2 separate regions of the Mus musculus genome follow, and region 2 is linked to region 1. The links are chromatin loops, found by intact Hi-C in ENCODE. Cell type or tissue: gastrocnemius. All regions are shown on one strand. Each heading gives the region's core, and the rest is flanking DNA. Links, peaks and the distances in the headings are about the cores only.

The links. A loop is a pair of places that touch in the nucleus more often than their neighbours do. Peaks named below come from ENCODE experiments on the same cell type or tissue, not always from the same donor. Only the 100,000 strongest peaks of a DNase experiment are listed, where the experiment ranks them.
Region 2: a loop joins it to region 1, with 4 times the contacts of the local background. A loop is called at or near these places in 2 of 42 quality-filtered maps.

Annotation. Positions count from the first base shown.
Region 1 is chr5:98,326,578-98,331,947 of GRCm38, reverse strand. Cfap299 (cilia and flagella associated protein 299) reads right to left here and starts at 2,644. Exons shown (of 6, transcript NM_001024614.1): 1 at 2,484-2,644. The coding sequence starts at 2,594. In gastrocnemius, for the core only: no CTCF peak of the experiment used is centred there; DNase peaks (open chromatin) are centred at 1,452 and 2,433; H3K4me3 peaks cover 857 bases.
Region 2 is chr5:98,165,436-98,170,805 of GRCm38, reverse strand. It overlaps a transcript of Prdm8 not described here. Among named protein-coding and RNA genes, the nearest start is that of Prdm8, 13 kb to the left of the region's middle. In gastrocnemius, for the core only: a CTCF peak has its summit at 3,100 (motif pointing left); DNase peaks (open chromatin) are centred at 3,125, 3,485, 4,028, 4,524 and 7 more places; H3K4me3 peaks cover 2,644 bases; H3K27ac peaks cover 2,268 bases.

The sequences.
Region 1 (5,370 bases), core at 276-5,275:
GCTTCTGCAAGGCAAAAGACACTGTCAATAAGACGAAAAGACCACCAACAGATTGGGAAAGGATCTTTACCTATCCTAAATCAGATAGGGGACTAATATCCAATATATATAAAGAACTCAAAAAGGTGGACTCCAGAAAATCAAATAACCCCATTAAAAAATGGGGCTCAGAGCTGAACAAAGAATTCTCACCTGAGGAATACCGAATGGCAGAGAAGCACCTGAAAAAATGTTGGGAATTGGTTCTAAGGCTTTGTCTTAATTCAGCTCCCAAAGTCGCACTTCCAGACCTGAGGGTCCCCGCCCCCAGCTAGCTTCCTTTGGTAACCAAGAATTGCCTTACAAGCCGGGGCGTGGTGGTGCACACCTTTAATCCCAGCACTAGGGAGGCAGAGGCAGGCGTATTTCTGAGTTCAAGGCCAGCCTGGTCTACAAAGTGAGTTCCAGGACAGCCAAAGCTATACAGAGAAACCCTGTCTCAAAAAAAACAAACCAAAACAAACAAACAAACAGAATTGCCTTACAGCTGGGCAGAAAGTCAGGGAAGGACTTTTAGATTGTGCAGGCAAGGGGCAGAGGGAGAGAGGAGGAAGAGGAAGGAATCCGAGATGGGGGAACAAGGAGAACAGACCTAAAGGCCTAGGGCCCTAAAGGCCCGAGGTACCATTTCCTGATTGGGTTTGTGGTCGAAGAGATGAAATATGGATTTAGCAAATATTAATTCAAGAATACGGGAGGGGAATGTATACTAGCCATGGTGACTTTTAGAAGTGCCAAACCATTGAGCTAGTCAAAGCATATCAAAATTAGCTGGCGTGTCGTTGCGTGTGTGTGTGTGTGTGTGTGTGTGTGTGTGTGTGTGTGTGTGTGTACTGGGGATTAAACCTAGGGCCTCAAGCAAACCAGCAAGCACTCTACTACCGAGCTATATCCTTAGCCCAAAATGTTCTCAGTATTGGAAAAAAAAATATTTTGAGTAAAACTTCATGTCGTTTATATCTGTAATTAATTTATCCATGACTGGAATCCATTATCTAGGGAAATCTTTAAATCATTTTAATATTTCTTTCACCCCTTACCTGAGAAAAGAAATTCAACTGGAATTTTTATTTTTCCGGTAGTCCGCAGGCAGCCACTAAAGAGAAGGACTGTGTTTAGTCAGAGGGGCAGATGACTGGAAAAGGATCTAAAACCCATAGCTTAGCAATTTTGCTGAAGCTTGTCAATCATTTCTCCACTCACTGAACTGGTTGGTTTTATTAGATGATGCTAACTTATAGAATAAAAGTTGTTAATTAGTTCAGCAAAGCTAATGTTACTCGCTGCCGTGGCAATGCAGTTGTTTTAGTGTTCTGTCGTTATTTAGTGAACACGGGAAACAGAGGATGGAGACGCACTACTTCCGTCCCGCCAACCACGCTCCTCAACCTCCGGAGCATCACTACTTCCGCATCACTACTTCCGCATCACTACTTCCGCATCACTACTTCCGGTCTACCAACCAAGTGCCAACCGCGCTCCTCATCCTCTGGCCGGTCAGATAATTAAGATGGACTCACCCTTTCTCTTCCTACCTCCCCTTCTTTCTACATAAGCTTCTTGCAACATCTATTGTAATTATCAATTCAGTGGCTTCATTTCAGATGCAAGGATTTAAAGCAACTTCTGTGGGTTTAAAATATTGGCTAAAAGCAGGAGAGACGGCTTAAGGAAAAGGTGCTTGCTGCCAAACTTGAGTTCATTCCCTGGACACCACAGAATACAAGTTCAGAACCGATTCCAAGTTGCCCACTGACTTTTTATGCATGTGTGCGTACACACAAATGGAACTTTAAGTTACCCATCTAATAAACGTAAAAGCTTGGTTGTTTGGTGATATCGCTGCTGTTGCTGTTAAAAATCATGTTTTGTAACTATTTTAACAGATAATTTCAAAAGGGACAAATTTTCTTCATTTAAGATTATTTTCATACAGTGGCACCTATTTAAAAAGGAGGGGTGTCTATATGATAAACTGCCTTGTGCACAGGAGAAATGAGGGGAGTTGGCCAAATTCAAGTCCTTCCCAGAGTTCTGTAGGGTTGATTCTCCCCCCCCCCCCCCGCCCCCAATGGTGCTTGCTCTGTTTGTCCTTAATATGGAGATGGACTCCTTTGAAAACCTGAGCCCAGGCTGTGAGACTTGCAGTTGGGAGTTAGGAGCTCGGAGCTTGAAGATCCCTCCAACTAAGTCTTCTCGAGCATCCGGGACCTCCCGCTGCCCTGCCCTCAGGTGCACACAGCAACGCGTCCTCCTGGTTTTATGCCTTGTTACTACTTTACAGCGACCAAGTCGGCCTCTGTGCAGCGCACCAGCGTTTGGAGGGCTGGGGACTCCTGCAGCCTGCAGAGAAGTCTCTCGAAGCCAGAGGCCTGCGGTGAGCGCCGTCACCGCCAGGGGGCGACCAAGCCCCGCCGCGGCCAGCAAGACGGACCCGCGCTTACCTCCAGGTAGTACAGGTCGACCGTAGTGATCTGAGAGTCCAGGAAGTCTTCATAGGTGTTGAACTGTGTGACAATGTTGTCCACGGCCGTCAGCCCCTCGTCCTGATCCATCGCGGCTACACCGACGCGTCCCTAGTAACCGGTGTGGGCGGGCCGGACGCGCGCCGGTTGCGGGGGCGGGGCAGAGGGCGCTGCGCTGGCCCTGCCCCAGCCGGATCCCTGGGCGGCTTCTAACCCCTGGGAGCGGTCAGCCCTGCAGGGCAAACCCAACTTTTTTGGTGTAAAAGCCTTAGCAAAGTCCGAAGGTGCCTGCTCAGTGTTTGCAGTAAGAACCTCGACAGAAGAGTATCCCGGAAATCTAGGGGAAATAGTCTTGCTGGGTGCTTCAAAATAGCACGTGATCAGTTGTATAAATTACAACTTAAAGGCAAGTTATGGTTGGTTACTTGTGTGCCAGGAACAATGTATAAACTTCCCAAACGAAGCAGCCTTAGTGATCTCCTTTGCTCCTGCCTTCTGCCTTTCAGTTCCTTTACTTTTTGTTATTTAAATTTCAATAAGTTGAAAATTACTTGAAAAATCTTGCCTCCTTGAACGTCCTTTAAAAAATTGGGTTGGGGGGGAGGGATCCTAATCATGGAATGATATATCCCATTGAGAAGCTGATATTGACTTGTGTTTCTATTTACTCATTTCTTTAAAATACTATAGTATAAAATTGAATCTGAAACATTTCTCATTAGAGCAGACTTGTACAACTGTTTCCACACCAGAAGCACAGATGCTTGCTGTTATGCCAAGGGACTTTACAATCATCTCAGCATTTGTAGAAATCAAATCAGATTCTGCAATGAATCTTTTCCATTTTTTGGGGGGGAGGGGGGCAAAGTAAAGCCAGGTCTATTTAAGACCCCAAGTTGCACAATAAGTTATAGCTTTATTTTAAAAACAGGCTACCAACAATTTATATTGTATAATTATCTAGAAAGCTATAGAAACTAAACTCCAAGCATAGAGGGGAAAAAATTTCATGTGGCCTAAAACATTATCACAAGTAGAGAGGAGAGGTCTCTGTACTGTCTGGTCCAAAAGAAACTTGAGGACAAGTGCCTTTTGTGTCTTTTAGCATTCTGAAGGGCAAGCTGGCCTCTAGGCATCTCATGTACCTGGTTTCAAGTCCAAGCTGACATTCAGGCTCCTCCTAGCTCCTCTCATATCAGCTTCTCAGTCCTACAGAACCCTGACCTTTCAGCCATGTGCTCTCTTACCACCCACCCCCTCTCTGTCCCAGAGGCATTATTCTGGGTGTGTTGAACACAACAGAAAGCTTAAAAAAAAAAAAAAAAGTTTCTGCCGCTGGGGTCCACAGGATATGAAACTTGCTTCCGTGTGGTGATTGATTTGAATTTACCACATACCAGCCCTGTTCTAAGTACCATACAATCTCCATTATTTCGTTTAATCACAACAACAAACTCACTAGAAAACCAGCATTGGTGTTATCCTCCATATGGAGACAGGATGAGTTTAAATGACTTGGCCAAAGTGTCGGGTGCAAAAAAGCAAACCCAAAAAATAACAATAGTCCTTTTCTCTCACAGGGGCATGTGGATGTAAAGATAGGTTATAAAGAGCTGTGTAAAACCAAATACAGAAGTTTGTTTATTAGAAAGAAAAATAAACGTGTGGTAAGGAACACGGATTGATACAAAGCCTAGAAACAGTAGGCGCATCTTCCAAACTGTGGAGGCAAGAAACGCAAGTTCTGTGTGGGATGGAGGGAGAGGTGGACAGTAGGGAGGGGCACAGGAAAGAGGATTGGAAGGAGGAAGCTGACTGAAGTTGAAAGGTGTAGTAAAAGAGATTTCAAACGAGACCAGCCGTGGACCCAAACAGGAGAAGCTGTGGTGGCCATGGCTTCAGAATGGAACTCACACTACTGCACGCTGCTCGTCTAGGGGGTGCTGGGCTGTGCTTACATGTGTTACCGCTGTTTCTGCCATCCTCCCACACCAAGGTTTTATCGTCCTCTTGAAATCATAAAACAGCTAAGGAATGTTGGAATTCCTGACCCTGTGGCACTCTGATATCAAGGACGATTTCTACCTTCATTGTTCTAGCATGATCCATTGCAGTTGTACGTTTTTTAGGGATGCTTCATTAAACTGACCACGCAGACAGAAACCGCACGGTCAGAAGCTCTTTGGTGAAATGATCTTGAAAGCATAGAAATTTAAACAACTTAAAGGTATTTCCAATCAAGGACTCTAATGCTGCCCAAACACTTTTAACAGAGCAGTGTCTTTGTTAATAGTGAAAGAAATTTATAAATTTAGACCATTCTACACAGAAAGGTTAAAATTACAGTAAGCCCAACAACACAAGTCTTCTAGATTTTCACTTTGGGTTCAGAAACACTTTAGACCTGAGCCTGAAAAATGCCAAGAAGGAATGGCAACCATGAAATATGTAAGATTAAGCAAGTCTCTTTTCTATGGTGAGGCCTTTGTTATGACGAAGAAATACTTTATTTTGGAAACCATAAATTCCTTCTTCAAGTCTGGGACTTTTAAACATTGAATCCAGGAATTTAGCACCGATCCCAGAAATTCTATTCTTTGCCAAAAGATGGGGAATATATATTTCACAACAAACTGCAGGGTGTAAGAGAGAAGAGACATATGGAAGAATAAGAAAATACATGCCCTATTCAGCTTAGCTACAGAGTAAAGAAGGCCATACTATAAAGAAAAGGGCATAGGGAAAACCAAACCCTAGCATTTCTTTGAAACAAATGGGCTTTCTTCTATTCTCACTAGAGCAGGATGAAGTCATTTCAAACTACACTCTATCTTTTTCTTTTCCCAAATAATTAGTAATATCCTAT
Region 2 (5,370 bases), core at 258-5,257, 160 kb after region 1:
AAAGGGTATGTGTTAAGGTGAGTTTGTCCTCCAGCAGAGGCTTGCACTGTGTGTATCCCTCAACAACTGAATTTAAATCTCCTTCCAAACAGTGTTGCATTCCCAGATATCCCTTAAACTCCCTTCCAGCTCAAACCCCTTCAAAGTGATAAGCACACCTGGCTCTCCATATTTGTCATTTTCCTCTCTCCTTCAAGATTAGTGTCTGTCCTCTGGCTTTGGCTTCCCCTTTTGTTCCTCACCGATAATAGGATAACCAGCAAGGAAGCCTCGCTCAGCTCAGCAAGACAGACAGGAAAACAGGGCCTCCAACAGCCTTTAAGAGCGCGTCCTTCTGCTTGTCACCCCGGGGTGAGCCCGTGCTGAAGCAGCATCCGCAACCTGGGGTCTTTCATAAACTTCTGGCTCTCGGTGCAGGCTCCACGCAGATCCTGACTAAAAAATGCTGTTAGCAGAAAGGCGAATCAAATCAAATCAGACCAATTCCTTACTGTTTGACCCCAGGGGCAGAGGAGACACTGGTGAGAAGGGAGCCACAACTTGGAAAAAGATTTATTTTTCCTGGCCGTAAATCTCACCCTCTTGTTCCTCTGCCCAACCAAGCATGGTAAAGTCCTTTTCCATAAAGTATTCAGCATTAGAGCCACAAAGCTCCCCCAATCAGCAGCCATCTGCTTCTACCATAACTGCTGCTACCGAACCAGGGAAAGCAGCCGCAGAGAAAGGGCACCGCTGCTAGGCTCCTGGACAAATGAGCCTGAATAGCTCTGGTTTTCCTTGTGTATCTGTATCTATAGAGACAGGAGAAGAAAGGCCGCATTATATTGATACAACAATTGTAAAACAAAACACGGAAGAGCCATCTAAAGGGCAATATCGCATGCATCAGGGGTCCCCAGATAAAAGGGGAGCTAACAGATTTATAGAAACCTTTAATTGGTTTTCAATTGAAAGCTAAAGAGGCTGGAGCGAAGCCGTGAAGAGCCGCAAAGTGCTCTCTCGTTTAGCCCGTCTGGAGGCGTGAACGATTTCGTGGAAGGAGAAAGGGGGCTTGCCTCTTGGGCCTGGGAGCCACGGGCTGATTTTAGATTTTCGCACTCTCTCGATTAGTAGTAAGGGGAGAGAGAAGGAAAGGGCAAAAATCAAAGATAACTTTCTAGCTCCTCGCTGAAGAAATATTTTCAACAGGGGCGTCTCTAAACCTCAAATTCACAAAGAATGGTGAAGCCCGCCCTCACTAGCCGCTCTCCAAGTGCAGACTCAAACTAGGGAAGGGGTCTTTTCAGTACTCAGTCAGGGAGTGGTGCTAGCTCACGTGTTTGAGGCCGGCTAGTGTATTTCGCCCCAGGAAGCCGCTACTCTCCCTCCACCCCCTTTTGCAGTGCCCACCCACAGCAGCCCTGGACGTCGGTCCGTCTGTTCTTAAAGCTAATTTATTGGTCCAACCCTCCATTATCATTTTCAGCTTCCTAATTAATCAAAGATAAAAGGCAATGGCGCAAATTACGATTATGAGGGAACTGGAAGACGGTTTTGAATAAAATAGGAGAACTGGAATATGATTAATTGAACGACATGATAGTGAAATCTCAAGTGCGAGCAACAAGCCCCAAAGGGGCAAACCCTGATTCTTGTAAGGGGACAACGCCTACGTGAGGTCACGTGGGTTGAAGCACAGAAGGAAAAGAACTGGGTTCCAACTCCAGCTCCCAACCTAGCCCAGCGTTCTGTTCCTCCAACTGCTCCCCACCCCCACCGCAGTGCCGCCGTTCCTGTCCAATCTCTGGGCTCCTGGCTAGGGTTACTCCGCAGTAATTAACCTGCACCCCAGTTTCCCGCTTATCTCCCCTCACTTCTTTTCTCCACTCTCACATCCCTTTACTTTTGTCAAGGTTTCGTGAATTCTCGGGAAAGCACGTCCAGTCGGTCAAGAGACCGCTCCTGTAAAGAATAAACTGAGCCCCTGTCCGCCTCTGCTTTTTCAGAGGGAGGGATTAAGGGGCAGACACCGGGCGGGCTCGCAGTTTGCACTTGCTGGTCGCTGTGATTAATGTTTCCGAGGGGATTTACTCTGAGAGCTTATGGAACCTGCTCCGGCCGGAGGGCACTGTGGGCACGCGCTGGGACACTTGGGGATTAAAGGGGACGTCAGATGGGCTCGCAGGGGCCAGGCCATCGTGGCCTATAGCGTCTTTTCTCCATCCCCAACCTCAGCTTCTATAGAAACAGAGAGGACTGGTCTCGGAGGTTGACTTTCCATCTTAGGAATGTCTTCTTTAAGGGAGGAGTGTGCGGAGTGTCCCGAGTGCTTTGGGAGGAAGGAGCTCAGGAGCAAGCGACTGAACTTCCCGTCACTTATTCTGGCTAGCAATGGGAACCCAGAGCTTCACATTCTGAGGCTGCGCTGCTCCTCACCATAACACTCACTCCCTGATCAAATACACCCCCTCCTCTCCCCCCCCCCCCCCCCCCCGTCACGGTCAGAGGAAAACCCCAACTTCCCGGGGTTGTTATACTCCGGGCTGATGGCTAGACTCACCACCCAGGGAGGCATCGTACAGAGCAACAAGTCAGGGCAGGAAACCCATCGCCCTCTATAGCATCTCCCAGGGGCAGACAAACTCCTCCTGAGTCTTTGTACGGACTGTAAGAATAGGAGAAATTACCGAAATGCAAGGGCGGAGGAAAGAGTAGAAAAGAGAACTAGGCAAGGCAGGGGAAGGAGGGTAGAGAGAGAGAGAGAGAGGAGGTAGGAGAGGGGAGGGGAGAAGGGGGGAAGAAGATCAGAGGAGAGGAGAAGAGAGGAGAGGAAGGGAAAGGGGAAGGAAGGGGAGGGGAAGGGAAAAGAGGGGAGGAGAGAGGGGAGGAAGGGAAAGGGGAGATAAGGGGAGAGGAAAGGAGAGAAGAGAGGAGAGGAGGGGAGAGGAGAGGAGGGGAGAGGAGAGGAGGGGAGGAAATGGAAAGCAAGTGAGAGCAGAAGAAAAACGGAGAAGTGGGCTGTTAAGCTTGTGGTGGTCACTACCACTCTCGGACGGAAGGGGGCGTCCTTCCGGTCGAAGCAGCTTTCCTCTGAGCTGGGGTGCGGCGCCCAGACACAGCCTGCCTCCAGAGCAGGTTCTAGCTGCTGGGCGCCCTCTCCTGGCGGCTGCGCAGCCACTGTTGGTTGTCCCACGGGTGGTCCAGCCCCAGCCCCGCCCTCGACGCGCTGGAGGAGGGGTGGGGAAAAGGAAGGTCAAGGGAGAGTGCGGGTGGTCGCCTGCGGGCAAGCTCGGGCTCCGGTCCCTGTGAGCATCCCCTGCTTCCTACCTGCGGAATGTGGGGGCGCTCAATCCGGGCGAGCCGACCTCTGAAGTCCCTCGCTCTGAAACCGCGGTCCGGCCGGTATCCCAGCCTAGGCTTTCCGATCCGTACTGGGCTCTTCTGCAGCAGCTGGGAGGGAGGGAGCGGCTGCCGGCTGCTGCGGGGCGGCGTCTGGGGGACCGCAAACAGAGCGCAAGGAACCGCCATCTGGAGCCTGGCGGCGGGCGGGGCGCGGGTGACAGGGACTGGCCCTGCCTGGGGAACCTACCTAGGCTGAGGGCAGTGGCCCGCGCGTGGGAGCAGCGCCTAGTGGCAGCGAAGCCTTTTGGTCTCAGAGTAGCGGTTATGGGAGGAGGAGTGTGAGGAAGGTAGGAGTCTATCTAGGGAGGATCTGAGGTCTGCTCTCCCCAGGAAGCCTAGATTGGGGTACCCTCTGTGGGTAGATGTGGCAGAAGCGTAGGGGACAATCTAGCATATCCTGAGCGCCTCAGTTCACCCTCTGGAGTGGAAACCCTCAACCCACCAGGTCTCTAGTTCCCTGCGCTTCACCCTACTTCAGGAAACATTCTTACCCCCAAACTTTATCCATAACTTGACACACACTTTGGACAAGGTATCTCCCTTGAGGAAAACACTCTTTAGTTTCTTGCTGATGGAGACAGCGAGAAGAATCAGGGGGCCACCGAAGCGTGCGAAGCTCATTCGTGTTCATTTAACATGGGGTGAGGTGGGGTGAGACGTGTGGAGTCTCCCCTCCCCTTATTTAATTTCAGATATCTCAGGTGCTTGCGATTTGTTCTATACACGTCTAAGCGGTTTCTCTAGTGATGGCAGCCGAGAGGCCGAGAGCAAACTCAGGGAAGTAGAAGAGAGGCTATTTTTGTGTGTGCGGGAGGTCAGGGGAGTTATTTATTGAGCTCAAGTTTCTTCAATTTCGAGCTGACATCCTCAGCTTTATAGTCTTAAGGGCAACATAATGGGAGCTAATTGGGCTTATGGACAGTATAGACGGTAGCCTGAATAAAAAAAAACGAAATAAAGGGAAGACAGACCCACTCATACTGCAAGGCATTAACGGATACCCCCACCCCCAGCTGTCCCGTGTCCGGCAGAATGGCATTATGTAAAAGACCTGGCATGTCACCCAGTGGCACATCTGGTAGGTGTAGATGGCATTCATTAGCACGGGGCTCCCACTCTGCGGCATGCCAAAGCTCTGACAGAGATGCCCGCTGCCAATCATTCATTCGCTGCCAATCCCAAAGCGCGGCCGGGTGGGATGGCTCCCTTCCACACTGCCATCAGGGCTGGAGGAAACAATGTGTTGAGACACGAAAAGATGAAAGCGGAGCTGAGGATGCTAGGCACCCAGCAGATGTATCCCGTGAGGAGATAACCAGGGAAAGGGCCGTTTAGCCCGAAAGCATATGCAGGATCGCAGGAGGGAGGCTGGGGCAGGGGTATGCCTGCTGTTGAACCCTGGAGAAACTGAGGGACCCTTGAGAAAACCTGGCGGTCGAGGTTGCTTCTCTGAAAACACAAGGAGACCCATATTCCAACCTTCACTGCAAGACTTCCTTCTCTGTAGTTTGTCTTGTACCTTTGTCTATCTAGAAGCCCGACTAGGTCTGAAAAGATCAACTTCTCTGCCTTGGAGGTGGCCTTTGAGTATCTTGACAGAGAGCCTTCCTGCTTTGAAATTTGCTTCATTGTCAGCCTAGCGCTTTGTATGTGGAAGGGGGTTGTGTGTCTGTGGGGGGAGGATGCAGGGTTAACTTTACTGTAGTGAATCAAAGGCCTTGCTCCAGTTCCTAGACTTTAGCCAAAGATAGAGCTGAACAAAAGAAGGAAACTATTTAAAAGGAAGAGGAAAACTAAACACAACCCAGGCAAAGATCGTCTTGGTGGATGGGCTGAAGACTAGGGTCTTTCTTTTGATGTGCACATTTTATAAACATTATTTTATTCGTCTGGTATTTAATACAGTTAATAACCAAAACAGGAATTTGTTAAGAGAGCATGGCACTCCACATAAAGTTCAGCCGAACAGCATTCTTATTTTATTTTTAT